Regions from separate parts of the Mus musculus genome. Here all the other regions are linked to region 4. A link is a loop called in an ENCODE intact Hi-C map of the cell type or tissue named here. Cell type or tissue: heart. All regions are shown on one strand. Each heading gives the region's core, and the rest is flanking DNA. Links, peaks and the distances in the headings are about the cores only. Region 1 holds the start of Gm23272 (a small nucleolar RNA gene). Region 2 has its middle 80 kb from the start of Gm31427. Region 3 has its middle 19 kb from the start of Gm46721. Region 4 holds the start of LOC115490444 (a long non-coding RNA gene).

Region 1 (7,911 bases), core at 1,562-6,561, 250 kb before region 4:
AGCAATCCCACTAAAATCAGGGACTAGACAAGGCTGCCCACTTTCTCCCTACCTTTTCAACATAGTACTTGAAGTATTAGCCAGAGCAATTCGACAACAAAAGGAGATCAAGGGGATACAAATTAGAAAGGAGGAAGTCAAAATATCACTTTTTGCAGATGATATGATAGTATATATAAGTGACCCTAAAAATTCCACCAGAGAACTCCTAAACCTGATAAACAGCTTCGGTGAAGTAGCTGGATATAAAATTAACTCAAACAAGTCAATGGCCTTTCTCTACACAAAGAATAAACAGGCTGAGAAAGAAATTAGGGAAACAACACCCTTCTCAATAGTCACAAATAATATAAAATATCTCGGCGTGACTCTAACTAAGGAAGTGAAAGATCTGTATGATAAAAACTTCAAGTCTCTGAAGAAAGAAATTAAAGAAGATCTCAGAAGATGGAAAGATCTCCCATGCTCATGGATTGGCAGGATCAACATTGTAAAAATGGCTATCTTGCCAAAAGCAATCTACAGATTTAATGCAATCCCCATCAAAATTCCAACTCAATTCTTCAACGAATTAGAAGGAGCAATTTGCAAATTCATCTGGAATAACAAAAAACCTAGGATAGCAAAAACTCTTCTCAAGGATAAAAGAACCTCTGGTGGAATCACCATGCCTGACCTAAAGCTTTACTACAGAGCAATTGTGGTAAAAACTGCATGGTACTGGTATAGAGACAGACAAGTAGACCAATGGAATAGAATTGAAGACCCAGAAATGAACCCACACACCTATGGTCACTTGATCTTCGACAAGGGAGCTAAAACCATCCAGTGGAAGAAAGACAGCATTTTCAACAATTGGTGCTGGCACAACTGGTTGTTATCATGTAGAAGAATGCGAATCGATCCATACTTATCTCCTTGTACTAAGGTCAAATCTAAATGGATCAAAGAACTTCACATAAAACCAGAGACACTCAAACTTATAGAGGAGAAAGTGGGGAAAAGCCTTGAAGATATGGGCACAGGGGAAAAATTCCTGAACAGAACAGCAATGGCTTGTGCTGTAAGATCGAGAATTGACTAATGGGACCTAATGAAACTCCAAAGTTTCTGCAAGGCAAAAGACACCGTCAGTAAGACAAAAAGACCACCAACAGATTGGGAAAGGATCTTTACCTATCCTAAATCAGATAGGGGACTAATATGCAACATATATAAAGAACTCAAGAAGGTGGACTTCAGAAAAGCAAATAACCCCATTAAAAAATGGGGCTCAGAACTGAACAAAGAATTCTCACCTGAGGAATACCGAATGGCAGAGAAGCACCTGAAAAAATGTTCAACATCCTTAATCATCAGGGAAATGCAAATCAAAACAACCCTGATATTCCACCTCACACCAGTCAGAATGGCTAAGATCAAAAATTCAGGTGACAGCAGATGCTGGCGAGGATGTGGAGAAAGAGGAACACTCCTCCATTGTTGGTGGGATTGCAGGCTTGTACAACCACTCTGGAAATCCGTCTGGCGGTTCCTCAGAAAATTGGACATAGTACTACCGGAGGATCCAGCAATACCTCTCCTGGGCATATATCCAGAAGATGCCCCAACTGGTAAGAAGGACACATGCTCCACTATGTTCATAGCAGCCTTATTTATAATAGCCAGAAGCTGGAAAGAACCCAGATGCCCCTCAACAGAGGAATGGATACAGAAAATGTGGTACATCTACACAATGGAGTACTACTCAGCTATTAAAAAGAATGAATTTATGAAATTCCTAGCCAAATGGATGGACCTGGAGGGCATCATCCTGAGTGAGGTTACACATTCACAAAGGAACTCACACAATATGTACTCACTGATAAGTGGATATTAGCCCAAAACCTAGGATACCCAAGATATAAGATACAATTTCCTAAACACATGAAACTCAAGAAAAATGAAGACTGAAGTGTGGACACTATGCCCCTCCTTAGAAGTGGGAACAAAACACCCTTGGAAGGAGTTACAGAGACAAAGTTTGGAGCTGAGATGAAAGGATGGACCATGTAGAGACTGCCATATCCAGGGATCCACCCCATAATCAGCATCCAAACGCTGACACCATTGCATACACTAGCAAGATTTTGCTGAAAGGACCCAGATGTAGCTGTCTCTTGTGAGACTATGCTGGGGCCTAGCAAACACAGAAGTGGATGCTCACAGTCAGCTAATGGATGGATCACAGGGCTCCCAATGGAGGAGCTAGAGAAAGTACCCAAGGAGCTAAAGGGATCTGCAACCCTATAGGTGGATCAACATTATGAACTAACCAGTACCCCGGAGCTCTTGACTCTAGCTGCATATGTATCAAAAGATGGCCTAGTCGGCCATCACTGGAAAGAGAGGCCCATTGGACACGCAAACTTTATATGCCCCAGAACAGGGGAACGCCAGGGCCAAAAAGGGGGAGTGGGCGGGTAGGGGAGTGGGGGTGGGTGGGTATGGGGGACTTTTGGTATAGCATTGGAAATGTAAATGAGCTAAATACCTAATTTAAAAAAATTAAAAAAAAAACATTACAATCACTGTCTTGACCCAGGAAGGATTTTTTTTAATCCTAATTCAATTTGAAATCCTTTCTGAGGCTACAAATGACTTCCTCACTATAAGCTCTCATATGAACCCCAGCAACCCCAGTGAAGGATGCGGTGTGTGTAAAGGTCTATTCAGTGTTGAAACTTGAGTTTAAGTTTAAATCATCCAAAAATGCCACGGATCTTCCATACTACCCACTTAAATGAGCAGTGTTGAAGTGTCCAGTTGAGCTACTAAATAACTTTATAACATGCTGCTTCCAGCATAGTCTTGAAAATACAACGTTGTATAATGTGGAGATTTCTTCTAGTCCCTTCTCCTTACCACAAGTTATGAGAGAATTTTTATAAATCTAAGGATAAATCTTAAGAAGACACTGAGTGGTATGGAAATGGTTCCGTGAGACAAGCATCTGCCATGCAAGTGTAAGGACCTGAATTCAGATCCCAGAACCCACATAAAGCCAGACGCGATCATTCACACCTGGAATTCCTGAGCTTCTGAGGAGAGATGGAAGATGGGCTCAGACAAATCCCTGTAGCTGAAGGGCTAGCTAGCCTGGTGTGTATGTGACACAGCAAGTGACGTTGTCTCAATAAGACAGCACACCAGATTGTCCTCTGTCCATCGAATATGTGTGCTCACACTTATATGAGCACAGGCACGTAGACACAGAGAGGAACAGACAGACGGATGAAGAAGAGAGAGAAAAAGAGAAGGAAGGTAGGATGGAGGGAGGATGTGGGAGGGAGGGAAATAGAAGGATGGAAGGAGAAGACAGAAATTCGGAAAATTGTATGTCAGACTCTATTTTGATAATGGACACTGAATTGCAGATAGTCTAGGAACTATAAACATTGGGGTATATTAATCTTACAGTTGCAACATCTGTAGAGCAAATCCTCCAATCAACTGATAAGCAGGTCTTTCCTGTAATCATTCGCTCATCTAGAACTGTGTCCCCCAAAGGCTAAATTCTCATTCCCAGGACCTATGAATGGATGTGTTGTTATCTGCTAAGATTTTTGCTAATTTAGTCAAAGTAAAATGCAGTCCTTAGTCCCAGAGGCATTGCAGGTGTGGCTGCTGTGTCACATGTGCGTCAGTAGGTGGCAGAGAGGAGAGGGCCGTGTCTGTGTTCAGTGTTCTGACCTGTGAGCATCTGAAAGTTAGCAGCCTATTATTCCCTGAAAAAAGTGAGCCTGAGATGCCCATCAGTCTGCTTCGAGGCAGGCCTGGGGGAACAGACCTTGCCCAACTGCACAATGCAAGAACGGGGCACCGCGCACCTGAGACCACTCCTGAGATGCCCATCAGACCAATGCCAGGAGCCCAGACAGGGAGCTAGCCTGAGATGGCCACCCGTCTGGCACCTTGCAGGCCTGAGAGGAGGCTACACTATTCCCAAGATAACATCTGCCTGGCGCATTAATGCACCATCGGGGCGTAGCACTCCTGAGATGACCCCAGACTCTCAGAGACCCCCGTGCCACTAAGAGGAGTGGCTAAGTGGTGGAGAAATGGAAGAAAAGGAGAAACAGAAGGATTCAGGCACAATGAAGAGAGGCAAAGCTGGAGAAGGGAAGGGAAGGGAAGGGAAGGGAAGGGAAGGGAAGGGAAGGGAAGGGAAGGGAAGGGAAGGGAAGGGAAGGGAAGGGAAGGGAAGGGAAGGAAAGGAAAGAGAAGGGAAAGGGAAGGGAAGGGAAGGGAAGGGAAGGGAAGGCTACAGTGTCAGTAGCCGGCGGTGGCACCTGGAACCATGGTCCTGACCTGTGCTGCCACCAGAGGCCACATCTGAGTCCATGACCCTGCAGCAGCAGGGATCTCTTACCACCAAAGTCCAGGCGGGCTTCCCTGGTCTGAGATGCTGCTCCATCTCCAGCAGCAGAGTGGCTCTGGTTGTGTGGTTTGCTGGTGAACGCAGGAACGCCAGCTCAGATACCTCTCAGGCCCAGATCTAGGGCTTGGAGTTGGCTCCATCTCAACATCTACCCCGTAGATGAACTGATGGAATGGACAAAGGGGATCTCCATGACACAGAGCAGGATATCTAAGAGGAGTTCTGTGAGGCTCCAGTATTGATAGAGTAGCAAAAGCCAGGGGCTTCGAACCAGAACAAGGAATCATTGCAATGAACATCTGCAAGCAAAGGAGTGTGGAGAAAAGGGTATGATGAGGGACACACCGTGACACACTACAGCTTGCACAATAGGAAACTTTTCCTCTGTTGAGGGGAGGTTGCAAGGGTGAAGGGCAGGTGCGAGGGGAGGCAGGGGGGGGATTGGGGTGCACAGTGTGAAATTCACAAAGAACCAATAAAAGGTTTAAAAAAGAGGTCCTTAGGATTAATCTCACCCAATAGAGCAGGCACCCATACAGAGGAAGGCAGGCATGAGGGAAGCAATGGTGGCTGAGATGGCTGAGTGCAGAAGCAGGAAGCCATGGAGGGGCCAGGACTGCTGACCCAGAGGCCAGGGCTGAGCTGGCTCTGCTGATACCTTGAGTGGACTTCAGGACTCCAAGGCTGAAGAACTGTACATCGCTGTTGTCCAGCCAGACTGTATGAAGCCCTTGATTTACAGCCCCTCCACACCCCAAATGATGAGTCCTCCCAAGAGAAGAGGGAAGGAATTGTGAAGGGGAGTTTGTTCCTCCTTGGGAACCCGCGTCCGTGAATAAACTTTTATAGATTTAATATTATCGACAACTGGATCAACTCCCATTCACTCTTCCTGGAGAGCCACCGTGCTCAGAAAGTCCACATGTGCTGTCCAAGTTTGTCCTTGCTGTAGTCATCTGAAATATGCACCGTTTCTTCTTGCCTTGTAGACGAAAGGAGAGAAGGCTGTTAAAGCTTAATGAGTACCTTGTCCCAGGTCACAAAGCTGGTAGCAGAGAACTCTGAGGTAAACCAAGTCTCTTTGGTGTTCATGCCCAAGCTTGTGAACAGAATACTTAGTGATTTCACTTCACACTTTGTCCGGTGATGTTTAACCTCTTCCAACGTTCTTTCTGTTCATGCTTCAGACTGAGGGGTGAAGAGGACACCGGAAATAGTGTTGGGGAGTACTTTTCTCTGACCGTGGGACTCCTTGAAGAAGTAGTAACAAAGATTCACTCTCCTATTCTTATTTATATATTCTCTCTCACTCTCTCTCTCCCCCTTTCCTCTCTCTCTCTCTCTCTCTCTCTCTCTCTCTCTCTCTCTCTCTCTGTCTTTCCCCTCCCCTCCCTTTCTCTCCCCCTCTCTCTGTCTCCATTGCTGTCTCTCCCTCTCCTTCCCTCTCTTCAACTCTTCCTCCCTCCCCTCTCTCCTTCTCTATCTCTGACTCTCTCTCTCTCTGTGTCTCTGTTCTCTCCTTCCCTCCCTCTTCCTCTCTGTCTCTCTCTCTCTCTCTCTCTCTCTCTCTCTGTGTGTGTGTGTGTGTGTGTGTGTGTGTGTGTGTGTGTGTGTGTGACATATCCCATATAACTCCTTCCTTTTCTCACCTCTGCCCTGCCTATCTGCCCATCTGGTATCATTCTGACTTTTCGTGAGATCTTTCCTCAGTGCCATGATCTAGTTGAAAACTACACTATAGCCACCCATCTGCATTACTCCTTTGAGGCACACATCATAATCAAAAGTTAACAATGGTTGTAGTCATAGCATAAACTCACTAATGAGTCTAAGGACTTGTGCAGATAACTCACGGAGAGTCTAGGCAGCTGCCCCCAGACACCGTCTGTTGCTCTGAGACAAAGATCATATGTAGACCAGGCTATAGTGGCTGAAGGACAGAGGGGTTAGTGTGGCGTGTAGCCATGCTGGAGTGTGCTGGCCATGCTGCTCTTTGCTATCCTGACGTTTGTTTGTTTGACTGACTGACTGACTGACTGACTGACTGTCTGTCTGTCTGACTGATTTTGCTCACAGGAGGGAGCACATGTTAGTGGCCTGTTTGGAAAGCTTTCCTATGTACCCCATTTACCATATGTCTGCACTACCAACCAGCACTTCTACGCCTAGGCACACACCTTACAGAAATGTGTACTTACTCTCATTATGATGCATGGTCAAAAATGTTCAGGGTGACACAGTTCACAACAGCCAAACACTGGAAGCAGAGAATGTGCTCTATGCCAAAGAGATCACTAAGCAGTGTCAGGCCAGGTTAGTACTTGCTTGTGAGACTGTTCAGTTATAACCATGAAGTGACTCTACTGAAGGGTCCCAGCTGACTCCAGATTCGACAGGGTTTCTGCTTCCATCTGAAAGTAAGCCTTCAAGGTTTTGCTTGGACTTTGTCTGTGGTTCTAGAAGATGGGCTGTGGCCCCCTCTCATCCACTGAAGCCCCTCTGCTGGGGCCCCTACAGGCTGACAGGCCGGCAATGAGAGATTACCAACACACACTCATCTGTGCTGTATATCACCCATGCTCGACCCCTCCTGGGTTCCTCAGAGAAATAAATCTCCTTTAATTCCCCGGATGATATTTGCTCTGTAAAATGAATTAGTACATTTCCTGAGACGAGGGAAGCATGAGATATGCCTTTCAATAATTAAGATTGGTCTTTTCCAGTTAAGGAGGGTGAAGTGTGAAAAATGAAATCCAATCGAAGTAATTTCTTTTCAGGGACGAAGTGCTAAATATGAAAACTCCGAGTGTTCCCAGGAAATCCTAGAAAAATTTGACTGCCACAAACATGGATGATGGGACTCAAACTCCTCTAAGGATTAGGTCTCCGTGTATAAAAACAAATGCTGAGCCTGGAACCCCGGCAAATGAGGAGGACAAGCTCGCAGCGCACTCCATCTCTAACTAATGATAGGCGTGACTTTATGCATCTCCCCGGACAAGAGGACTGGGATTATTGATGTGCTAATCCATAAAATCACAGCCTTTTGTTTTGAATATTCATCTAACATCTGGCACAGCTTTCCTTCCCAGAGATCAGTGTGCCGTCCTTCCCAGAAACCCCGGCTGGTAGCTTACCAGCTGCATCCTTTCCACAAAGGTTTCCTTTAAGCAAAAATGATTTTTTTAAAAATGTTTTAAGCTCCCCAAGTTTTGCTGAGATGCTATAACATGACAACCCTAAACCCCAAACCTCAACGTCTTATAAACAGCACCATTTATTTCCTTGCACGGGTCTGCCTGTTGGCTGAGGCTTGTCGGGCCTATGTAGGAATCCACTGGCCTCTGCTGGGATTGGCTGCGTTCAGATCCAAATTGCAGGTAAGGCTACATTCTCTTCCACCTGTCTCCACAGCCTGGGGCTGCACAAGGAGCCTTCCCCCTGGCAGACGCAGCACAAAAGGAATGGAATGGTGGAGTGGCATGCACCCC
Region 2 (7,911 bases), core at 1,675-6,674, 150 kb before region 4:
ACTCCAACTCAAGTTGAAGAAACTAAATATTTTCCTGCGACTGAAATATGGAGAAGGCAGGGTCCTTTCAGTCCTGAAATCACGGAGTCAACAAGGCCGAGGCCTGAGACTCCCTGTCTTTGTTATCAGTCTCATCATCAAATCACAGCGGTGCTGTCCGCAGGGATGTAGCACCTCTGCCCTGACCTGAGTGTGCAGAGCCCTCAGTTGTATGCAGAACGTCTTTTCTTTTCAGGATTGCACTACGTGGCCCATACTAGTCTCAAACTAACGATCCTCTTGCCTCAAACGCTAATTACAGATATGTGGCACGATACGGGTTCCTGTGTGAACAATCACCAATGTATTAAAGAATTGGGGCCACCGAGGAGGAGCTTAAGTCATAGACAGAATTCACACTCCATAAAGGGTGTGAAAGGACCAGTTGCCCACAGCAATGAGCACACAGTTCATTCTCTCTGGAGTACACGGCAACAGGTGCTGTGTGAAGATGTGTCCCACTAAGAAGCAAAAGCTAATAGTATTTATTTAAATTTAGGAGATAAAAGAGACGAGCCCACTCACTCACATCAACACTTGTTTGGAACTCTGCTGTGCTGGTTGACTGACCTCTGGAAAGATGGCTGGGTGGACCCCAGAAGGAAAGAAGGCCAGAGACAGAGGTCTGATCTGGGTCTCAGATGTCAATTACATCCTAAGGACATGGCCATCCTACACAGAGTGAGGCCATCAGCTAGAAATGACTCGTAACTTACAGATTCATTCCAATTCTAATTTTTTTTCCCCACAGAATAAACTAACGATCCAATTTTAGCTATGATTTCTAAGACAGTTTCCTTCTGTGACACCACATTCAAAGATCCGTAAAGCAGCCCTTTTTTGGATTTCTTTCACATTCCTGCAGCAGATCCCACAGTGTTCAAAGGAGCGACAGCCAGAATTGGCACAGGGCTTTCCGGTGTTTTCCTTGTATCTGAGGAGAAACAGGTTGCAAAGGACTAATCAAATGCTGTCTTCAGGAGAGCGGGGACAAGACGCAGGAAGGAAGGCACTTCCTGCCAGTCTTCGGTCCCCCTTGCTGGTCTTCCCCGCACCTGCAGTGACCTCCAAACCCTAGAGGCAGGAGTCGACATGGGGAGAATCCAATTAATATTTGCAAGAAGACAAAGTAAAATCTTCATAAAATACAAGGGCGACCTGGATCCACGCTCTTCAGTGAGTAGGAAAATCATTAGGATAATTGACTAATACGTGACAAGCTACAGCTGGTCTGCCTCCCGCTGGAGCCTGGGTTTGCCTCGTGCAGAGAAGACCCCAAGAGCCGGTTCAAATGTGTCCCTCGTCCCTCTTGTGACAGCTTTCACTAAATAGCTGGGGTAGCGAGGCTCCGAGTGGCGCTTTTCATACTCCCCTTAAGTCATTCTGTACTTTCTGTATTTGCGAAATTGAGCTATTTGCAAAAGGACTAGATTTTAACTTTTTATTAAAGTCACAAAGCACTGCATCCTGGGAAAGCTTGTGATGTCCCTGGAATGAGCCTAGTGACAAAGGGGTGCAAGCTACTCTTTTTTTTTTCCTGCTCAGACACAATATGAGTCCCGGTAAATAGGCTGGGAATGCTGAGTGATCTCAGGGTATCCCTGTAAACTCTGGCAGAAACCAAGAGGAGGTGGAGGTCCAGTTGAGATGATAGAGTTATGGTTTTATAAGGCCTACGGTTGATCCCATACACTAAGAGAATGGAGGAGGGAGCTGGAAAGAATGGTATTGGGAAACCAGGAGTCACTGTGACTTCAGCCAAAGTGCTGAAGACTGCCATGCCCCATCAAGACAGTATGTTTAGAGAATGTAATGCATTTATAGAGAAAGATTTCAAAAGATTTGCTCCCAGTGGTAAAAGTCTAAGACACGGGACGTAAGCCTAATGGTTTTCAGTGTCCTACGCCTTCACATGTAGCACAGAAGGGATGAGTTCCAAGTGTCCTGGAGCAGCGAAAAACGTTTTTAAACTTCTTACGTATCACAAATCAGTTAGGAGGGACGTGTGATGGGGGTGGGGAAGGGCTATGATCAAACCCAGCATTGTGTGCAAAGAGTAGAATCAACAAAACGAAAAGAAAAAAAAAGCAAATAAATAATTCGCATGAAGTCGAACAGTGACGAATTAAAGCAGCCTGGACGTAGTGGAAACAGAAAGCACAGCGTAAACACCCAGCGGCTCCCAGGTGGCTGCTGTGACCGTGCGGCTGTCTCGCTTGTGACTTCTCTATAATCCCCAGTAATACATACCCAAACTGGACAACAGTTGATGGACACCCACTGCACTGGTTAACCGCACTGAGCACCAAGGATTACACGCTCCGTGTCTCCTACTTGATAGGAATCAGAGTCCAAGGTGGAAACTCTGGGCATTACCTCCCCTCAAATGCCTGAGTGCAGGCAACGGAGGTAACAGTCTTCAAACTGGAGGGTGTCAGTGGAAGATGTCAGCAATGCCTCTCCTGGATATGTGCCTCAGAGGCTCCACACCAGTCTACCACAGACATGTCTACAGCCCCTCTGCCCATCAACAGAGGGTGCAATAAAGAAAATGTGATGTGGCTGAGATGAGGCTCCCAACACACATACAGTAGAGGACTTCCAGGTCTGTGCTCATTCAGAGATGATGCACCAAACCCTCAAGAGACTGGAGGCCCAAGGGAGTTTAGAGGTCAGGTAGGTGGGTTGTGGGGACATCCACGTGGAGACAGGTGGGTAGGGAGGAGGTATGGGCTGTGGAACAGTCAGAAGGTGGATGGGGGGGGAATAAAATATTGAGTGTAAAAAAGTAAATTAATAAAAAAGACAAAGCTCACTTGGGAAAAACAAACAAACAAAAAATAAAAAGAAGAAAGAAAGAAAATGTGGTGTACATACAATACAATCTCTTTATCCATGAAGGTGAAGGGAATTATGTTGTCAAGCTAGAAACTGCATGTGACCGGAGATCACCCTGTTAAATACAATAAACCAGACTCAGAATAACAAAGTGTCATGTTTCTTTGAAGGGGGAGCCTATGGTCAAAGCACATGAGACACTCGAAAGAAGCTATCGACAGGAGATCCAGCACTAGGCACAGCGAGTATAGACCAGTAAAAACGTAGGTAAGAAAATGAACTGAGGCACAAGTAGTCACTCAGCGATTAAAACGGTTACGAGTCCCCCTTGTCCTTCAGGGCAGTAGATAGAACTGGCGCTGAAGTCGTTAGAGCAGGTCAGCTGGCCCTGCCCCTCACTGGCTGCAGTGCTCAGGAGAGCGGGCCCTGCACCTCGACTGGGCAACACACTGGAGCTGGCCCTGGTGGCAAAGGTATGGGTTAGCCATCCCCAAGGGCGTGAGAGCAAGAGAATTGATCCAGCCCCTCACTCGCTGCAACATTTGGGAGAGTGGACATCATAACGTGACTGAGCTTCACAGTGAAGCTGGCTCTGGAGGCGTGGATGCAGGTGAGCTGGTCCTGAGGCACTAGAGCTAAGAGTTGACCCGGTCTCCTGTCCAGGCATTAGATGGCCTGATGAGTAGTGCTACAGAGCTCCCCCTGGTGGTTTGGATAAGGCAGAGCAGGCAGGCCGACTAGCCCAGCAACCATCCAGGCCAGGATCCAGGGCTCTGAATTTGCTCACCCCAAAATCTGTACCGTTTGTGAACAGTTGAGATGTGTGAAAGGGGCCAGTCCTGCGGCCTCAAAGCTGCAGGATCTCCATGACACAGAGCAACAACAGGATAACCAGGAGGAGTCCCGATGACGATCCAATGTTGATGGTATCACGGAAGTGAGACCAATAACTTATTGCCATGAATATTTGCAAGTGAAGGTGTGTGGACAGAGGGATATACTGTGGGACACACTGTGGCATTCTACAGCTTACATGATGAGATGTTTTCTATACTCTGTATTGTTGTTGTTGTTGTTGTTGGTGGTGGTGGTGGTGGTGGTGGTGGTGTGTGTGTGTGTTTTATTTGGAGATGGGCGGGTGGTGCAAGGCTGAAGGGCAGATATGAGAGGATGGGGAGATGATCAGGACCGGAGTGTATGATTTGAAACCCCCAAAGGATCAATGAGAATTTTAAAAAAAACAGATAAGAATATTAAAATGGAAAAATAGTGTGAAAAACTTGTCTAGTGATTCATAGATACCTGGAAAAGAGGTAGGGGGATCGGGAAAGAATAAATCAGAAATGACAAAAGAAAACTGGTCCCACGACTTCAGAGACATGAGGCAAAGGACTGCCTGACTTGCCTCAGTGGTGGTTTTATCTGGTGTCTGCCCCAGAGCCTGAGCATACTTGACAGAGAAAGGCAGGGCTTCTTGGGGGCTCTGCAGAAATAAGGGAGTCACCGCCAGTGCCTGCGGAGAGCCACAAACTGGGCTCTGTTTATCAGCTGACCTGAAAAGGTGGCCATCACTGCCAGCATCGATTTGTCTGATAGCTTGAAAAACATGCTGTCTCTTAATTTTGCTTATGTGTCTTGGAAGCTTTGTGGCTTCTTCGTTTATTAAATCTTCATTCTCTTTCTTCCCAGAAGCTGCTCTTTAAAAACACATAAACAGTTCAGTGTGAAAATTAGCTGGGCTTGATTCATCATTCATTCTGGAAGAGCGGCTTTTAAAAAGACAGAGGGAATTAAGCTGAGAGTCAGGCTGGAGATGCGGGCCTCCCTCGGCTTTGAATTAGATGTGTTTAATGGGAACATGGCCACTAGGGCTGTGAGGAGTGGGGGGGGGGGGGAATCTATTGGCCCTGCTAATACTAAACATTCCAGCTGCGAATGGAATTCGTTTTGGCATACACAAAGTGAATAAGCCTGGACAGGCTTTGAAGGCCTTTTACAAAGACCTGGCCTCCTCCTACCTTCATCAGTCCACCAGGAGTTGCCTCTGTTGAAATCCTGTTCTCCCTCAAAGAACAGCTCAGATCCCAAAGCCCTGAATTGTAACAACCAGCAGAAAGTAATTTTAAAATTTTCATCAGAGTCCCCATTGAGGTGCAGACTCTACACACTGCCAATCGGGGCTGTCTACCTGCCAGGCAGGTGATGCTCCTGAAAGCCCCGTGTGAGGGGCCATTAGTCCCAAGCTCTGAATAAGGACTCCTGGAATTAAAATACAGGAGAAAGAACGGAAGCTCACACTGCGAACCCTCTGCATTGTTTTAAGTGACTTTAGGAGACCTGGTGAGGCAGGAATCCGTGCCTACTTCTGTGAGAGTAACAGAAGTGGGCTGGAGACAAGCAGGTGGGTGTCGAAAGCAGCCCGGAAGACTCTGCTGCTGGAGCCGGGGACATAGTTGAGTTGACAAAGTGCTTGCCATGCAAGAATGGGAGTTTGAGTTCAGAGCACTGACACCCATGTAAAATGATTGGGGGGAGGGGAGACATGGTAATTATATGTCGGGGAATCGAGATAGGAAGATGTCCAAGATTCAATTGACAGCCAGCCTAAGGCAGCCAGGGGTCTCCAGGTTCAGTGGGAGACACTACCTCAAAAAAAAAAAAAAATAAGGAAAGAGTGATTGAGGAAGACACATGATGTCAACCTTAGCCTTCATATCAGCACACACACACACATACACACGCACACGCACACACACGCAAACACGCATACACTGCACACATAAGAATACACACAGATAGTTTGACAAACTTTGATTAAAGTCATTTTCAACTGTTATGCACAAGACAGTTTCTGACCAACCTGTCTTTCTTAAGAAGTTTAGGATGACTTTAAAAGACAAAATCAGTATCTAAAAGAAAAAGAAAAGTCTCCACAACAGGTAACACTTTCATGAGTTTAGCTGAGAAAAATTTCCCCCACCACATGATGGCTCTGTGTCATACAACCTGGACTCTGTGTCTGACAGTGACTCCCCAAGGCATATGCAGAAGAGCTTGGATATGCAATAAGGTCACCCTGCAAGGGTAGAAGACTGATCCCAGCTTCTCCAAGGAGCCCCAAGTCATTAATAAAAACAAGTATGACTTATCAGAGTCCACCTGGGTCTATATCCTTTCTTCAACATCTCTTGATGTTTTATTAGCTTCAAAAATTGGTTTCTTCCTTAAGTGAGAATTCTTGATCTTATTGGCTTACTTCATCAACTTCCATTTTTAATAATGTATATAAAGGTATGTATGTTCATGTGAGTACAGGTGGCCTTAGAAGCCAGAAGAGGGCATTGGGTCTCCTGAATCTAGAGTTACTGGCAGTTATGAGCTGCCCCACACAGATGCTGGGAACCAAACTCTGGCCAGCCATGGGTCAGCTAGCTTAGAGCAGCCATCTAAGAGCAGAGGCATGCTGGAACTTACTATGTTCCAGCTGGGCGGTGTAGTAAGAAAAATTTAAGCTTATCCCCAACTACCTTACAAATAAATGAGACTCAGACTATGGTTATTTTATTTGGCTTTGACAATTACTGAGGGGTAACCCATAATCTACTCTTCTAACTGCAGGCCTGGCTACCTCCCCAGTGGTGCACCCCAGATACTTGCTGTTTCTCCTGGATGTGTGCTCATGGTTCATCTTCCCTCATGGTGGCTTCCTCCTCCTCCCCCTCCTCCCCCTCCTTCCCCTCCTCCTCCTCTTCCTTCTCCTCCTCCTCCCCCCCTCTCCCTCCTCTTCCTCCTCTTCCTCCTCCTCTTCCTTCTCCTCCCCCCTCCCTCCTCTTCCTCCTCTTCCTCCTCCTCATCCTTTTCATCCTCCTCATCCTCTTCATCCTCCTCCTTCTTCCTCTTTCCTCGACATCTCTTTTCCTCCAACCTAGTCAGTCCTAACCAACCTACCTCTAATCCCTCCAGTAATTGGCTGTAGCCAACTTTATTTAACCAGTAGTTTTAAACCAAGGAACAAGGCTTGCACAACAAAAGCTTGCAAACATGAGCAGTCACTCTTAGGCCTAGACCTTCAGGTACAGAATTTAGCCTTACAATACATAGCAATAGACCAAACCTCACAGGGGTTCTCTTAACTCTGCCTCAACTAGATGGAAGATGAGCAACAACTTCCAAAAGATGTCTTCTCACCTCCACATGTGCACCATGAGTCACAAACATGCACATGCGTACACACACACACATATACATGCATAACACAAGCATATACAACAAATATTTTAAAAACCAGGAGATTTGAAAGAAAATGCCTATCACAGGACCCTGCTCTTTTACCTATATTACATTTAAACTGATTTGTCGATATATAATTGCATATTATCTCACCTGTTTGTATCTTTACCTCTGTTATCTAATTTGACAATTTTTAACTCTCCCCAAAAAGAGGATTCCCCTATCTCTTAGCATCCAGTCCTTACTCTCCCTCCGTGTGCAACCTGCACGCTCGAAGTCTCTAGACAGCTGTGGCATACGTGGGCGGCTTTCCCAGCCCTGGAGCACTAACTTGGGGTTTCAAGCCTGGCTGTTTTCACTCAGTTAGGATTCTCCGTGTTCATTTCTTACTCTGGTGTGTGTGTATACTTCACTCCTTGTTGAGGTTTGGTCATTTGCTGTATAATGCTAGACATTAGCCCCCAAGGCCTGGCAGCCCCAAGAGATAAGAGAATCTGCCCGTTCACAAGTGATGCTATGTAAACTGCGCTCCAAGTTATCCCTGATTGGAGAATTAAGATGTCTACAGCCTATAGCTGGGCAGATGAGAGACAGGTAGAGTTGGGTCCCTGGGCTGGGGATCTGAGGACAGACCATAAGGATGAGAAGGAAGAAAGCAGAGAGAGGAGAGACACCAAGGGGTATGTGAGTTATGAAAACAAGGCCATGAGGGCTGGCCGATTGGAGGTAAGAGAAGCTCAGATAGAATATAGCAAGTTGTAATTCAGGGTTATTGATGGGGAAGTAGATTCTAATAGCTGCCCA
Region 3 (7,911 bases), core at 1,008-6,007, 1.7 Mb before region 4:
AGAATAATGGCTTCTGAATGATGGCGGGCAGGGCCTCAAGGCAGTGGGGTGATTGGTTTAGTTAATCCTTAATACTCTTCTATGATTTCATGGCAAATCATGACAACATGCCATCTCAGGGGCTGGTGAGGTGGCTCCGTGGGTAAAGCTTGATCACCTATATTTGATTTCTGGGCTCCACATGGTGGAAGGAGAGAATCTATTTCTGTAAGCTGTACTCTGACCCCCATATGTCATAGGGGTGTGTCCTTCCCAAAAAAGCAAGTTTAAAGAAAAGAGACTGTGTCATTTTACTTTTAAATGATTTAACTAGAGGTGAATTTCCACGTACTTATTTAAATTATTGTTCATTTACTTTTGCTGCCTCTAATAGTGTAAGGAGCTAAAGATGTGAAGCCCAGTGACCCCAGCTTAGCCACACAAAGCTGGCAGCGAGGAAGCGGTGTGCGTTTGTTTAAGAACTGTGGTTAAAGCTGATGACCCAGCAGGATGGAAACACAGCTTTGATCTCTCTTCTGGCTTGGCCACTGCCCAGATTCTGATCAATAATTCATTCAAAGAGAATCCAAGTTTCGAGAAAAATCACTTAAGTTTATTGGACCAATTTCTCCATCACTGGATACTTAAGTTCGTCTTAGTGTTGACATTAGCAGCTGTGCTGGGTAAACACTCAGACTCAGTATCTTAATCTGGTAAGATTGTATCTTTTGCTCACAAGAAGTGCAAAGAGTTCAGGCACCTCACTGCAGATGCTCTGCCTCTCACTACAGATGCTCCGCCTTGCTGGAGATGTTCCCCCTCGCTGGTGGAGGGAGGCAGGCTCCTTTGCATATGCACAGTGGCCTCTAGGTTTCTCTGTCTGACCCTCCACACTTCACTATCACCAATGCATAGAGGTTGGTTTAGGGGTGGGGGTAAATTTGAACTTGAACCCACTCTTGTCACTTCTGCTTGTATTCAGTGACCCAAAATTCTGTCCTGCAATCAAATCTGATACCATAAAGGTCAGGAAATGTCAGAGGAAACATTTTTCTGAATGCTAGTAGTTTATATCATAGATTAGTTCCAGCTTATTGCTATGATAAAGAACTCTGAGATGAAGACTACCTTATTTGTATTTTTGATCACATTATTTTCCTCAGAACCTACTACTTATAGTGAACTTGGAGTTAAAGACTGAATTTTATGATACTGCCTTTGCTGGAGGGCAGAATCAAGTCCTTCTGTCACTGCTAATATAACTTTAATCACCTTCTCCACAGCCTTTTAAAATTTGAAAAATATTTCATACATATGAGTATTTTGTTTGTATACAGATCTGTGTGCCTCACATGTGCCTGGTGCCTGTGGAGGCCAGAAAAGGCTATCATATCCTCTGGACCTGCACTTACAGGTGGTTGTGAGCTGCATGATATGTGTGCTGGGCACAGAACTTGAGTCCTTTGAAGAAGAGCAATTTCTCTTAACTATTGGGCCATCTCTCTAACCCATTTCTCCCTATCCTTGTCAACAAACACCTGGTTAGTTAAATGTAGACATTTGTTTCTCCAACCATAACATCAGTATCTATTCCACACAGTTGGTATTAGTCAAACTCCATGCTTGTGAACATGATCCATAAGTGACAATGTGATATATGTATGTGTGCAGGCATGTATGTATGTATGTGGGTGTGCATGTGTGCATGTATGTGGGTGTGCATGTATTTGTGTGTGTGGGTGTACATGTATGTATGTATGTGGGTGTGCATGTGTGCATGTATGTGGGTGTGCATGCATTTGTATATGTGGGTGTACATGTATGTATATATGTGTGTATGTGTGTATGTGTGTATGTATGTATGTATGTATGTATGTATGTATGTATGTATGTATGTATGTTCGTGGTGTGCATGTGCCACAATGCACATGTAGGGGTCAGTGCACAACTTGTGGAGCCAGTTCTCTTCTCTCACCTTTATGGCATGCTCTAGTTAGCTGAACTGTCAGCTTAATGCACCTATGGGCACCTGAGAAGATATGCCCAGGTCACTTTGGCCTGTGCAGATGTCTGTGAGGGAATTATCTTGATTGCTAACTGATGTAGAGGGTCCAGTCCACTGTGGGCAGTGCCATTCCCTAGGCAGGTGGTCCTGGACTGTATAAGATGCTGGCTAAGCATGAACCTGGGAGTGAGCCAGCAAGCAGCGTTCCTTCATGGTTTCTACTTCAAGTTCCAGCCCTGACCTGACTCATGATGAACTGTGACCTGTGGGTAAGTAAGGCCGTCTCTCCCCTAAGTTGCTTTTGTTTGTAGGGTTGTCACAACAGACAGGAAACTACAACACACAGGTTCTAGGGATGGGGCTTGGGTTGTCAAGCTTGCATGCCATTGAGCTATCTGGCCAGCCCTGGTTGTTATTTTGAGAAGGAAGTTTGGAAAAACCTTGAGTACCTGATAGTCATTTTTAAGTATTTTAAAAACTCTATTTTATCTACTCATTCCCATGCATGCTCACAGATAGATATTAAGTCCAGCCCTGAATGAAAGTGGAGAAGGAATCTGTTCTCCAGGGACTCTCTTCTTGTTTTTCCCAGCAATGAGCCCTAGTTATAAATCCACCAGTGAGAGACGTCCAATGTTGTCAACTTGGAGCTGTCAATCAGAAGACAGAGTAGGTGTGGCAGGAGGCAAATCCTGTCCTTGTTCTTTCCTAGTATGCTCAGTTAGGGCCAGTAGCAGTGGAGAGCTAGCAGCTCACCAGTTTTCTGTAAACAATGTTACCCTTATCAAGATTGTCTATGGCTAATATATAAATAGTTACTGAGGAAGAGGAAGAGAGAATCACTAAGTAGGCATGGGTTTTCATCAGTGGGAGGGCCCACCTTCCACTGATTAGTTAGTTATGCATTGAAAAGGGGGTGACTCTGTACAGCAGAAATGACATTAAATTGCAAATACATGTCTGTGTATGTATACATGTATGCACATGTGCATGTGAGAGAGAATGTGTGTGTGTGTGTGTGTGTGTGTATGTGAATGAGACGAGATGCAGAGGTTGGATGACCAAAGTTACAAGGTAATAAGATCTTACTGGTCCCTCTTGGACCAGTCTATTGAACTGGGTGGTTTTTGTTGTTGTTGTTGCTTTTGCTTTTGTTTTTGACACAAGATAATTAAAGAAGTGGACCACCACACCTGGCTGAAGCGGGTGGGACTTAAGAGGCCATTTAAAGATAAATATTCAATATGCAATAGCCAGGCAGGCACAGGTACAGATGTGCAAGCACTAAAATGAGCAAAATGACCAAAGTTTGTGATTGTAACGACAGAGCCAGCTTCTTTCCCAGCCCCCAGCATGAATGTAGCCACCTTCTTCCCCAACTGTCAACATGAATGTCAACATGTGGTGCCCGTGTATGGACCCACAAAAGCCAGGGCTCAGACTTTGGATATTTAGTTCAAGATTTGAATTACTGTGTTAACTCTCACCTGCTCCAGGCAGAACAATGCTCCGTTTTACTCGATTTGTGTCCTAACCTCTGAGACCTGTGCCTGTTCCTGAGTTATTTCTCATAGAAAAGGAAAGCTGCACATATAAATAGGACCTTGATCTGGATATATATATATATATATATATATATATATATATATATATATATATATATATGTGTGTGTGTATGTGTGTGTCTATAACACTGGTACTAGGGATCCAACACCTTTTGGTGTCCACGGGCACTGCACACATATGCTGTGATGCTGAGTGTGCATATACACGCAGGCAACTAAGCACACATTAAAAAGGAGGCTCTGTTCTAGGATGGTCTTCCTGGTGTTGACCATGTAGTTGTTTTATTCTTGAACATTAGATGGTGCTAAGCATCCATGTTTCTGACGTTGTCAGCCAGCTCATCTAATTTATAATAATTAGGACCGCATTATAGTCATTGAAATAGTTGAGCTAGTTGTTTGGGGAAGTGTAAATCCCATGGTTAGAGATTCAGAAAACCTGCCTAAGAGCAGCAATGATTGACAGCCCATTCGAGGCCCAAACAGTCTCTACCAATGCAAGACTCAGAGATTAAACTCTCTTTCTGTCCGATGTGCAGAGTTGTCTGTATCCCTTCAAGGTGTGGAAATGTGAAGCATAGCACCCCCCAGAATCCCTGACAACCCGGAGCCACAGAGCTCAAGAAAGTGCCTGGGAGATAGGAGCTACAGGGAAAGTCAGAAAAGTCAGCTAGCGGTACGGGCATTTGTTTTCTTAAACATGGTGCGTTCAACGTTTAAGAAAAGGCAGCAGAAGCGACCTCCCTGTCTTCTCTTGAAAATGATTTACTCTGGTCAGTGAAGTGCTGAACAGCAGCAAAGGAAGGAGCATCAACCTGGTGGACAGGGTGCTAGCTCCTTCTTGCTGTTCTGAGACAGGGTCTTGCTATGTAGCCAGGGCTGGTCTGTAACCAGGCTACCCTTGAACTCCCAGAGAGCCACCTGCCTTTGCCTTCAGGGTGCTGGGATTAAAGGCGTCCATTACCATGGATACCTTGATGATGTTTCAGTAGTTTGTGTCTAGGGTTTTTGTGTTTGCTGCTTGTGTATTGCATATTTCTAAGCATATGTGCCTACTCAATCAAGTTTAGTGATCTATTGATCACTCATGTAATACAGCATGTTTTCACTCTGGAACCCAGAATGACAGAGAGAAAGGAGGGAGATGTGTGCATCGAAGTCGTGCCTGCCTCTGCTCACTTCCTTTTCAGAAAGAACATTTCATGTATTCAATTTCTTTTGAAAACAATTGTGTGTGTGCATCAGTGAGTGAGTGTGTGTGTGTGTACATGCAAGCATGCTGTGTGCATGGTAGTGCAGTGCCTTTGGGGGCCAGAAGAGGGCGTTGGATCCCATGGAGCTGGAATCACAGGCAGGTGTGAGCTACCACGTAGGCGCTGGATAACAGCGCATGCTTTCAACCATAGAGTATCTCTCTAGACTCAGTGTGTTCTGTGTCCTGGAGGATGAACGTGCTCTAGCTGAACACAGAAGCACAAAACACAAGGCCACTCAGAGCAAACGTAGACTCTAAGGGCTGAATGTCAAGTGCTCAGTTCTGAGACCATAGACCAGAAACATTCCTGCCTTCTTGTGGGATTTCCTTCTAGGTAAAGAACTTGTCTCCTGTAAGCACAACCCAAGGCTTTATTTGAAAGTTGTCTTTGCCACTAAAGGACCAAGCTTTAGGGAGACCTTTTCCTGTATGGGGAAGAAGAGACCAAGGTCAGATGGTGTATTCTGCAGGGATCACCCCACGTCACTTGATCCTAAGCATAGTTTTTTTTTTCTTCTCCCTAACTTTTTTCTTTTGAGGCAGGGTCTCACTCTGTAGCCCAGGCTAGCCTAGAGCCATATAGAAACCCTCCCTCTCAGCCTTTCCTGTGCTTGGCTTTACAGGTATGAATCAGAATGCAAAGCCTAGCACAGTGAATTGTTCTCTATTTCCTTGAATTAGTGTAATTAAACAGTAAAAGAAAGACAAGAAAGTGCCAGAAAGGAAGACAAGTTAGGAAGGGACACTCCTGTGGAGAAAGATATCCTTTGCAAAGATAAGCTGCTCTCTCATGTCTACACAAGGAAGAGCAAGCCTGGAAGCAAGGTCTGGTAACAGAATTTAAGCTTTGCCACTGTTGTAGCAAGTGAGAGAACTTTGTTACAAGTCCAAGATCACCATCAACATCTCCCAAACTAGATATCAGTAATGCATAGAAATTACACGCACCCACGCACGGAGCACGGACATCTGTGAAGGGACTGAGAGACAGGAAGATGGACATGCACTTGTAGAGGGTAGAGGTGGATGTTGGGCGTCTTCCTCTATTGCTCTCCACCTCGTTTGTTGAGGCAGGGTCTCTTTCTGAACGTGGAGCCCAATAGTACGGCAACTGATACACTGTGAGGCAGGGGAAGAAGTGAAGTGGGGCTGGAGAGCCTTGGGTGCAGAGCTACAAAGGAGTAAGACCCTGGTTATGAAAGGCAGGAAGAAAACCAGCTGGGTTTGAAACCCATGCCCACAACCACAAGAGGGACCCACGTGCTCACTCACTGGTACCACTTTCTAAGAACAGCCTTAGAAAACTCTAAAGATGCTGATTAGTGAGGATATAAATAAAATAGAGATACAGGTGTTGGCCATTATTGTAGAGAAAGAAACGGGGTGCTTCCACCAGGCCACAGGGGAGGGAAGGATAGATTTATGGGAGTGCCCACCAGCCCTTTTCACCTGCCCTTCCAGCTGGTTGCGGTGCTGTTTTATTCTTACAGATTTTTTTTTTACAGTGTCTCTGTTCAGCCAGAAGGTGCTGCTAAAGTACAGTGAGCCACAGAGGACAAACTAATGCAGAAGTAACGGGCGCCAAGAGGGATAAAGATGTCAACTGTGCCCATATGAGAATCCAAGCACAAAGATATCCATTATGAGTGGAGAAGAGGGCTTCACTGTAGCGCGTACCCTCTATAAATATTCCAGCCAAATGTAAACATAGAGTACTGCCTTGTGATGTTTGCGGCTGCGTAAACAGCAGCCTGGCTTTTCTTCTCATTAACGCCCCTTTCTCGAGACAGGGGCTTCTATACCGTGAATCTGGGGCAACGTAGTATGATCCGTAGCTCCCCCCCCCCCAACAGGGTGTAGCGTACATGGAATAAAAACGAGAACTTAAAATCAGCAGACTTTTATTTTTATTTTTAACAAACACAGCTTTGCTTTACTGTATAAAATCCCATATGTTACAGGAAGAGCCCTGCGCGCGCAGGCAGCGAGGACTAACAAAGGAGTGGAGCGGAGCGCAGGCCGCGGTTTCAGAAACTTGGGATTTCTTCTGATGGTGGCAAACACCACTCAAACAAATACTTCTTCTAAAGATGTCACACCATCACTCAAAATGTTAAACCGTTTATAAAAAGAGTGTCTTTAAACTGAGCCGAGGCGTAATTGTATTCAGAACGACTCATTTTACTTTCAAAACTTAGACCAGGGTAACTTTTTCTCTTTTTTTTTTGAAGTGAAGCTTTCTCTACTGCAGGAAGCAAACTGCACCAAACATTTTTCAATATGGGATTACAGTTCACCCCAAGTTAACTCAATATGCCAACCAAGAATAGACTAGGGGACTCAGGGGCCCAGGCTTTTCAGCCTCCTTTGATACCCTGCATTTTAAAAAGCAAATGACTAAAAGTAGGTATGTGGAAATTATGTGTGCCCATTTATTGTCAGATTTTTCCTAGGTGTGTCAATACATGCAGATTTCCTCAGCTTGTGGAACGCAGAGGCAGGAGGACCAGAAGTTCAAGGCCAGCCTGGAATAGATGAGATTCTGTCTTAAAAACAAACGAAAGGAAAAAAAAATAAAGAGAGGAGATGAGAGAGAGGGAGGGGGAGGAGAAGGGAGAGGGGGAGGGGGGAAGGGGGAGGAAGGGAGAGAGGGGGAGAGGGAGAGAGAGACAGAGACAGAAAGAGACAAAGAGAGAGACAGAGACAGAGAAAATGAATTGGTTTGGCCCGGTGTGTCTAGCAAGCTGTATCCCAGGAGTACCCCAGAATAACTCATCAGTTCTAGAGGGAGTGGGCACCTAACCTCAATGGAACTTATTCCACTTACTAGAAACATGGTCATGTCAAAAAACAGAGTGAGGACCTTCAATTAGGTCTCAGGAGGTTTCCTTTAGTCACAAATTATAAACATCTTCGCCAGGCTCAGTGGGAATCAAGACTCTGGCTCCCTGTGAGGAAGCAAGCTGAACTCTGCAGGGCTGGGCTGACTGCTTTGTTGGAATCCTTTGCTGGCGATGCCATGGCTGCAGAGGAGGTGAGAGGGTGTGTCCAGGGCTCACGATTTCCCTTGCAGTTTCTTCTTCAATGGGGGATGAGTAATGAGAGGA
Region 4 (7,911 bases), core at 1,140-6,139:
GGTGCAGGTTAGACCCAGATGGAGGAATAAAACAGCATGCGCCCTATCAGGGTGCTCCAGATTCCCTTAATTACTTTATGAATTATGAAACTGTCCCTGCAAATTCTTCAAACTGGCGAAGGAGCAGCTTCATCATCCTCTGGGATCTACTAGCTTATGACGTAACCACTAACTGACAGTCATAGCCAAGGGCTGTACAGATCCTGCAGTCTTACCAGCCTCTAGTAAAGGTTGTGTCTTTACTAGATTACTATGTGAAGTGATTAATTCCCCTATTTATGTCAATAGTTACAGCTGGGAGATGCATTCAGTTACCGGTATTCATTGAAACCTGAAAAACTGGAAGAACACCTTGCCTCAAACCAGTGAGTAACAAGGTCATAAGTTATGCCCTGGGCTCCCAGATGCTGGGCTGGGCTTCTTCAGAGACGTCCTTCTCCTTCACCACCAGTGAAGGCCTGGGTGAGTCCCAGGGGCAGTTGGCCACATCTAGGCTTCAGTTCCAAGTCAGAGATATTAAAAGCTCTTGCAGAGGTAGTAGCTGAGTTGTGGGGCTAAGTGGGCAAGAGGACGGAAGAAAGTGTCACCGGAGTAGGGGCATCAAGAGTGACTCTCATGGAGAGGACGGTTAGGCCATGTACTGAAATCAGTGGGAAGGGGACATGCAAACAGCTGGGAGGTGGCTCGATAACCAAAACACTTGATGCACAGCCTGAGGGCCCAAGTTCAAATCCTCAGTGCCCACGTGGAGTCCAATGTAGTGGTGCTTCTCGGTAATGGGAGGTGAGGACAGAGACTATCCAGCTAGCCTGATGCGTGCTGCAGTGAACAAGAGAGAGTTTACCTCAAGTTAGGTGAATGGCAATGACTAATCGTCAACGCTTCTGTCCTCTGACGGCCTGTGCGTTGGAACACATGTACCTGTGCTCACACATCATACACGTACGCACACAGAACGAAGGCGCGGGTCAATCAAGGAGGAGACAGAGGAGGGCATGCGCGAGAAAGGCCAGGAATTTGGCGCGCTAGCAATCCAGGCTGAGAGGGGAAGGGAGGGCCAGGAAGCAGAAAGGGCTAAAAGGCTCAGAAGTCTAGGTGTTATTGTTGATAAAAGGAGCCCGTTGCTTTTGCACTGTGCAGTGAAAGCTGATTTTTGCCGGGTTTTTAGGAATACTAGCCATGTGGAAGTGTGAGTAACAGACAGGAGATCAGGGCAGAAGTGCCTGCTTGGAGGACAGAAGAAGAGGGACAGTTTACAGGGAGACCCTAATCTGAGTCAACAACAGAGCACAGGGGGACACAAAACCAACATGATAAACAGCAAATGGTCCCCCAAGTCCTTCATATTAGCTGTTGGCTGAAGCTGAAAGCTTCCACAGCCTCAAGCCTCAGGTGGGGCTGCCCTGCAAGGGTCCAGTGGCTTCAGCAGCCTTAGCAGGAAGCAGAGGGAAAAAAAAAGTGGGGACCGGAAACAGGGCCAGCCCCAGTGACGCACTTCCTCCTACAGGACCAGGCCCAAAAGTGTGCGGCTAGAAAGGAAGCATTCAACAAAGAGCCTATGGGGACGATGCGTATCCAAACCTTAGCACCAATCACTTTGTAATTTATTTACCGTCACCATAACAGAAGCGCCATGAGGGTATGGCTTTGTTTTTGTTTTCTGAGACAGCACCTTGTGGCGTAGCCAGGCTGGCCTGGACTGCTTGGGCTTCCCGGAACATCCCCTAGTGTGGCCAAGCATCCATCGATGTGTGCACCACCTCCCAGGACACGGCCTCACAGAACGCATGGAGCAAACGTAGGAGATCAGAGAGGGGGCCGCCTGAGGGGACAGCTAATATGTCTAACTTAGTTCAGATTTACAAGGCAAAAGGGTTCTGAAGCGTTGGCCGGATTCTAGAGAGACTGGCATGAGATTGGGGTTTAAGGATCAGGGGGCAGCACTGGAAACAAGGAAAAGTAAGATGCGTTGGAATGTCTGACTTTTTTTGTTTTTCTGACGTTCTGATCTGCAGTGGCCGTCGGCTTCACACGGAGTCTGATGAACTCGCTGTAAACAGGTATCGGAATGGTGGGGGGGTTTTTGTTTTGTTTTGTTTTTCCTGGACTGTTCAGAAACCCAGCAATAGGAACAAAGAAAGCAAGTGCTTAGTTTCGTCTTAAACTTTATTTAGAAAATTACCAAATGTTTCACTACCCGTTTTAAGAGTTGACAGCAATCAGGAAAAAAAAAAATCTAGACTATGGAAAACTACAGAAAAATAACTTAGTTCTCTCAAAAAATAAACTGCAAACAGAAAGACAGACAGACGAGGGAGGGAGGGGAGAAGGGAGGGACAGGGGCTGAACAAGCTCTACTAAGACAAAGTCCCAGTTTGAAGAAAGGCAGCTTTAGCCTTCTGAAGTGTGTGGCCCCTGGCAGACTGGTCACACTCCAGTAGGTGACCACACACCCAAGAGTATGTAGGCAGTAGCAATTGTACTCAACAGATTAAAAGAAAAAAATAAGGATGCAAAACTGGGGCGGTGCATCCAGGAGGAACTGGGGAGGCAGGTGAACCAAGTATAAAGTACGAAATTCTCAAAGCATTATTAAAAATATTTTAAAATAATGCTTAAAAATAATTTTAAAAGGTAGGTGTGATCATAGCACATATCTGTAACCCCAGTCAGTCCTCAGGAGGCTGAATCAGGGGAGTCATTATGAGTTTGAGGCCAGCTGGGCTATGTAGTGAAGCCTTATTTCAATAATAATAATAATAATAATAATAATAATAATGAAAATTGATCAATCGCAATACATACGCTTTATTTAGATGCTAATTTCAAAGATCAAATTATAATTTTTTTTTTACTTATGAGCCACTGGAACTTTGAATGTTGAGTTTGTAATATTAAGGAATTGGTAATGTTTTAGAAATAATGCTGGCATTGTTGTTATGCTGGAGCATCTCGTTTTCATGAATAAGAGATGGGTGTAGAGATGACTTGAACATGGTACGGAGGAGTGTGAGGGCAGGGACACAGAGGTGCCAGGAGCTGGGGACTCTGGAGCTGAGTGACGGGCTTGGAAAGATTCCTTTTGCTAATAAAAATCTCTGCACTTTCACACAGGTCTCAATTGTACTGGATTTAAAATTTTAATGAATTCCTATTTAGTGAATAGTGTAAAAATCATGATAGTTTTAATGGACAGCTTAGGAGAAATTTAAAAGGAGAAAACATTTTGAAAGGCGCAATTTAAAAAAAAAAAAAAAAAAAAGACAAAAACCGAGTCAGAAAGATCTTAAATAACAACAGAGGCTGCATCCACGCAATGAAAGCAAGATTCTAAGACAGACTTGTGACATTATATCACCACCTTGTGGTCTGTTTGGGTATTGCCCCTGAGTACTCACAGGAAAATTTTACCTGTAGCTGGCTGGATACACGCATATCCTAGACACCCTGAGCTCAGAGCAGGGCTGAGCTTCAGTCTGGAGGGGGCGGGGGGAGGAGGAATGGGTATGGGGAGTCTAATCTGTGGCATAAACTCCTTTGACTCTCCCAATCAAAGTTCATCTCTGCATCATGAGTGTCAGTATTTACTGCTCTTTATGATCCCAAGTTCCTACTTTGTTAGCTCCTAACTTGGTCGGCATTTCAGGATTCCGTGACCAAACCCTTGCTTGCTTTGTATAAATTTGGATGGCACTTTGGTTTTATCATACCCGCTTGTCACCCGCTTGCCTGATTGGCCTTCGGCTCTGTTACCGAATTATTTCCTCTGTACGGAAATTCCAGGAGAAAAATAAACCGCACCTGTGCAAGGCAGCGCTCAGAGCTTCCGTGGTGGAAAGGTGTGGAATGCTGCAAGGCTGGAGTCGGTGTGAGCCGGACGTGAGCTAGCTTTAGCCCCTTAAAAGGCATTCATTGCCTGCCCACCTCTGTGTTCGACCCAATATCCTTACGATTATCAGGTAAAACCCTTTTAGAACACAAAACAGCCCACTAGCTTCCAGAAACCAAAGGCTAAGAATGTCAGTGGCCCATTACAGAGAGTTCCTGCTTTTCTGTAAATCACTTTCCAAGGTCTGTGGATGCGGCCCAGCAATTAAGCGCTTCCTTAACATGAAAGACTCTGGGACACACACACACACTTACACATACACTCACACAAACTCACACCACACAATACTTACACATGTACTCACACACACAAGCTCACACCACACACACACACTCACACATACACTCACACACACACACATATACACTCACACAAACTCACACCACACACACACAAACTCACCCACACACACTCACACAAACTCACACCACACACACATTTACACACACTCACACACAAACTCACACCACACACATTTACACACACTCATACACATACACAAACTCACACACCAGTGATCAGACTTTCAAGAAGAAAACAAAATGCCATCTCTGACAAAGAAATACCTTTAATGACAATTAACCAGTGTTAACCAGATGTGACCGTGCGCTCCCTTAATCCCAGCAGTGGCAGAGAATGGAGGCAGCAAGAGCAAGAGTTTGAATTCGTCCTCAGCTACATAGCAAGCTTGACGGTGGCCTCAATGTGAGACCTGAGACGATGACTCAAGAAGTTCATCAAATTGTGCACATTAGGAGCAAAACTGAAAATGGCCATGTGCACAGAGGTTTAGATGGGAGGCTGTGTGTCACAGTCGTGGTGACATGGCTTGGACTAAGCACCTAAGATGTCCAGAGTAAGCACCATGAGATGGGGTGATCCAGAGCAGAACTTAAGCAGCTACCCACCAGGGAAGTCAAAGGTGGGAACTCCCAGGGCTCTGTGGCCGAGATCACCTACTTAGGGTGTGCAAAACCTTCGCATCTGAGCACTCTGGAGAAAGAAGGGGAAAGGGGAGGGGAGGAAGGAAGGCAGGGAAGAAATGGAAGAAAAAAGAAGACTGAAAGTTATCTTGTTTGTTATTTATTTATTGGCTTTTTTCGAGACAGGATTTCCCTGTATATAGTCCTGGCTGTCCTGGAACTCACTTTGTAGACCAGGCTGGCCTCGAACTCAGAAATCCGCCTGCCTCTGCCTCCCGCGTGCTGGGATTAAAGGTGTGCGCCACCACACCGGGCTTGAAAGTTATCCTTTTAAAAAGGAAAAAGTAGGGGCTGGAGAGATGGCTCAGTGATGAGGATATAATACCGTCGCAGAGGAACCAAGTTCTGTTCCCAGTATCCCGAGCAGGCAGCTCATGATCAGCGCCTGGAGCGTTCCGAGCCTCTGGCTTCCATGGATGAACACACGTGGCCAGCAGCCACGGAGAACTGGGTACACCTGGGAGGGAGGCTGGGAATGACAAAGGGTGGGCAGGTGAGAGGATAATGAGGCCAAGATAAAGGGTTTTCTGATCAAGGCTCAAAGTTTAATTTTCAGCTCTGCGTTTATATGGGGGAAACCCAAAGACCCATCCTTTGTTTCGACTGGATTATATTGCTTTGTTTCGGCTGGACAAGGTTGTAAAGCAAGCTCAGCGGGCAGTCTGCTCCAACAAGAAACTTCCACCTAGGTCAGAAGACTCCACCCTAGGTGGGCTAGGTAGGGGGAAAGACAGACTGTGGTTAAGGAAGACAAACAGATTAAGGTCTGTTTACCCTGCTCAAGCCTGGGGGAAGGGCACAAACACACTCTCAAAAACGCACACATAATAGTAAACACACATACTCATTCACATACAAATTTAATTTTAAAAAAACTAAAAGAAAAAATGCTAACATGGAATAACTGTGGTCCATTTCTAGTTTTTTAGTTTATTTCTATTCACTATCGCCAATACACAGACACACACTAATACACAGACACACACTAATACACAGATGCTTGTGCAGTGAAAACTTGAAAAGCACATGTATGACATTTACATAGGGCAACAATTTCACCTTCGATTTCTCTATACTCTTAGTTTTCTATAGTGAACAGGTATTGTCTTTAATAAAGGAGAAATATAAATATTAAGAAAGGAGGCTGGGTCCTAGAGGCCATAAAAGAGAATTCAAGAAGCTGACCTAGGTTTTAAAAGCACAGCCTCTTAACAGAAAGGCCTGTGGAGCTCTACAAAGGTTAAACCAGTCGGTCCTAAGTGCCTGAGCGTCGAGTTCTCAGATCGACGTGTATTTGAGGTCAATGTCTGTGACTGGAAATTAGGAGAGGAGAGGCAGGAGGGAAAGGTGCTATCTGTATTTATCCTGGGTGAGACTATTCACGTAACCTGTGTCACCCGGGGCCCCTGACCGCAGTAACCTGGAGAATTCTGAAGGCCATCCATGCAAAAAGCACAGGGAATCCATGTCCCCTCCTGTTGGCACTTCCTGCCGTTTACATAAGCTTAGATCGCAGCAAACATTTCTACTGGTTGGGTACCAGGAACATCCCTAAGCAGAAAGACTCTCAGGGGGCTGGGGTAAGGGCGGGCACGCCAGCAGGGGGCCAGTTCGCCACCTTCCCTGGCCCCTTGCCAGGAAAGCAGAGCCTGGGAGGTCTTCCTGGCAATAAGCCCGTGCGTTTCCGAACACACGCTCTTGACTGGGTTCTCATTTCCTTTCTAGTTTAATTAATAATCTGATACAGGATCTTGGGTACCTCAGGCACTCACGGGGTCATCAAGAATAAAGGCCTTATTTCATTTCTACTTTTAATTATTTATTCAGCGTAGAGGGGGGAGGGGACACATGCCATGATGCGCATGTGTCCGTCAAAGGGCAACTGTGGAGGCCAGTTCTCTCCTTCTACCATGCGGGTTCCAGGGATTGCACCCACATCCTCAGGCTTAGCAGCAAGCACCTTCACCTGCTAGACCATCTTACAGCCCAACCTTGAAGTCCTGGCTCAACAAACTCAAGTTTGTTATTATCCTCCTGGCTCCACATGAGAGGTGCTAGGATTAGAGACATGTGCCACAGTATCCAATATATTCAGTGTTAGGAACTAAATCCACGGCTTGGTACATGCTAGACAGGCATTCTGCCAACTGAGCTACATATATAGTATTAGATAAACCCCAATCTTTAAAATATCATGCTTAGAAAGCCAAGCGTGGTGGTGCACACCTTTAATCCCAGAACTCGCGGGAGGCAGAGGCAGGCAGATTTCTGAGTTCGAGACCAGCCTGGACTACAAAGTGAGTTCCAGGACAGCCAGGGCTACACAGAGAAACCCTGTCTCACAAAACAAACAAACAAAAAATATCATGCTTAGAAAAATGAAAAATAAAAAAGGGGAGAGAATGAAAAGAATAAAAATAATGTTAAGCTAACTAAAAAGGAGAGCAAGGGGGCGGAGAGAGCTCAGTTGTTAAAAAGCACATGTTGCCATTGCAGAGGACCTGGGTGTGATCCCAGCACCTACATGGTGGCTCAGGAACATCTATAACTCCAATTCTAGAGGAGCCAACATCCTCTTCTGGCCTCTAGGGGCACTGCATGCATGTGATATATATGTGATGCATAGGCAGGGCCGGTAGGCAAACACCTATACACATTGTTGTTGTCAGTGTTCTTTTGCTGAGAAGAGAGACTGTGACCAAGGCAACCCTTATAAGAGAAAGCACTTAATTAGGTGCTCGCTCACAGTTTCAGACATTTAGTCCATTATCATCATGGTGGGGAACATGACAGCACACAGGCAGACATGTTGTTGAGAAAGTAGTTGAGGGTTCTACATTCAGATATGTAGGCAGAAGGAAGAAAGAGACACTGATCCTAGCTCGGGCTTTTGAAACCTCAAAGCACACATACCCAGTGACACACATCCTCCAACAAGGCCACACCTACTCCAAGGCCATACCTCCTAATAGAGCCACTCCCTAATGACCAAGCATTCAAATGTGTGAGTAGATGGAGGCCAGTCTTATTCAAAACACC

The links. A loop is a pair of places that touch in the nucleus more often than their neighbours do. Peaks named below come from ENCODE experiments on the same cell type or tissue, not always from the same donor. Only the 100,000 strongest peaks of a DNase experiment are listed, where the experiment ranks them.
Region 1: a loop joins it to region 4, with 13 times the contacts of the local background. A loop is called at or near these places in 4 of 42 quality-filtered maps.
Region 2: it touches region 4 in a loop (2.2-fold over the local background); 2 of 42 quality-filtered maps call a loop at or near these places.
Region 3: it touches region 4 in a loop (7-fold over the local background); 9 of 42 quality-filtered maps call a loop at or near these places.

Annotation. Positions count from the first base shown.
Region 1 is chr6:143,461,123-143,469,033 of GRCm38, reverse strand. Gm23272 (a small nucleolar RNA gene) reads left to right here and starts at 3,636; the gene lies at 3,636-3,765. In heart, for the core only: a CTCF peak has its summit at 3,678 (motif pointing right); no DNase peak of the experiment used is centred there; H3K27me3 peaks cover 794 bases.
Region 2 is chr6:143,369,525-143,377,435 of GRCm38, reverse strand. No RefSeq gene overlaps it. Among named protein-coding and RNA genes, the nearest start is that of Gm31427, 80 kb to the left of the region's middle. In heart, for the core only: a CTCF peak has its summit at 3,583 (motif pointing left); a DNase peak (open chromatin) is centred at 3,585.
Region 3 is chr6:144,960,315-144,968,225 of GRCm38, reverse strand. No RefSeq gene overlaps it. Among named protein-coding and RNA genes, the nearest start is that of Gm46721, 19 kb to the right of the region's middle. In heart, for the core only: a CTCF peak has its summit at 3,849; no DNase peak of the experiment used is centred there.
Region 4 is chr6:143,215,027-143,222,937 of GRCm38, reverse strand. LOC115490444 (a long non-coding RNA gene) reads right to left here and starts at 2,179. Exons shown (of 3, transcript XR_003956546.1): 1 at 845-2,179. In heart, for the core only: a CTCF peak has its summit at 3,367 (motif pointing left); no DNase peak of the experiment used is centred there; H3K27ac peaks cover 355 bases.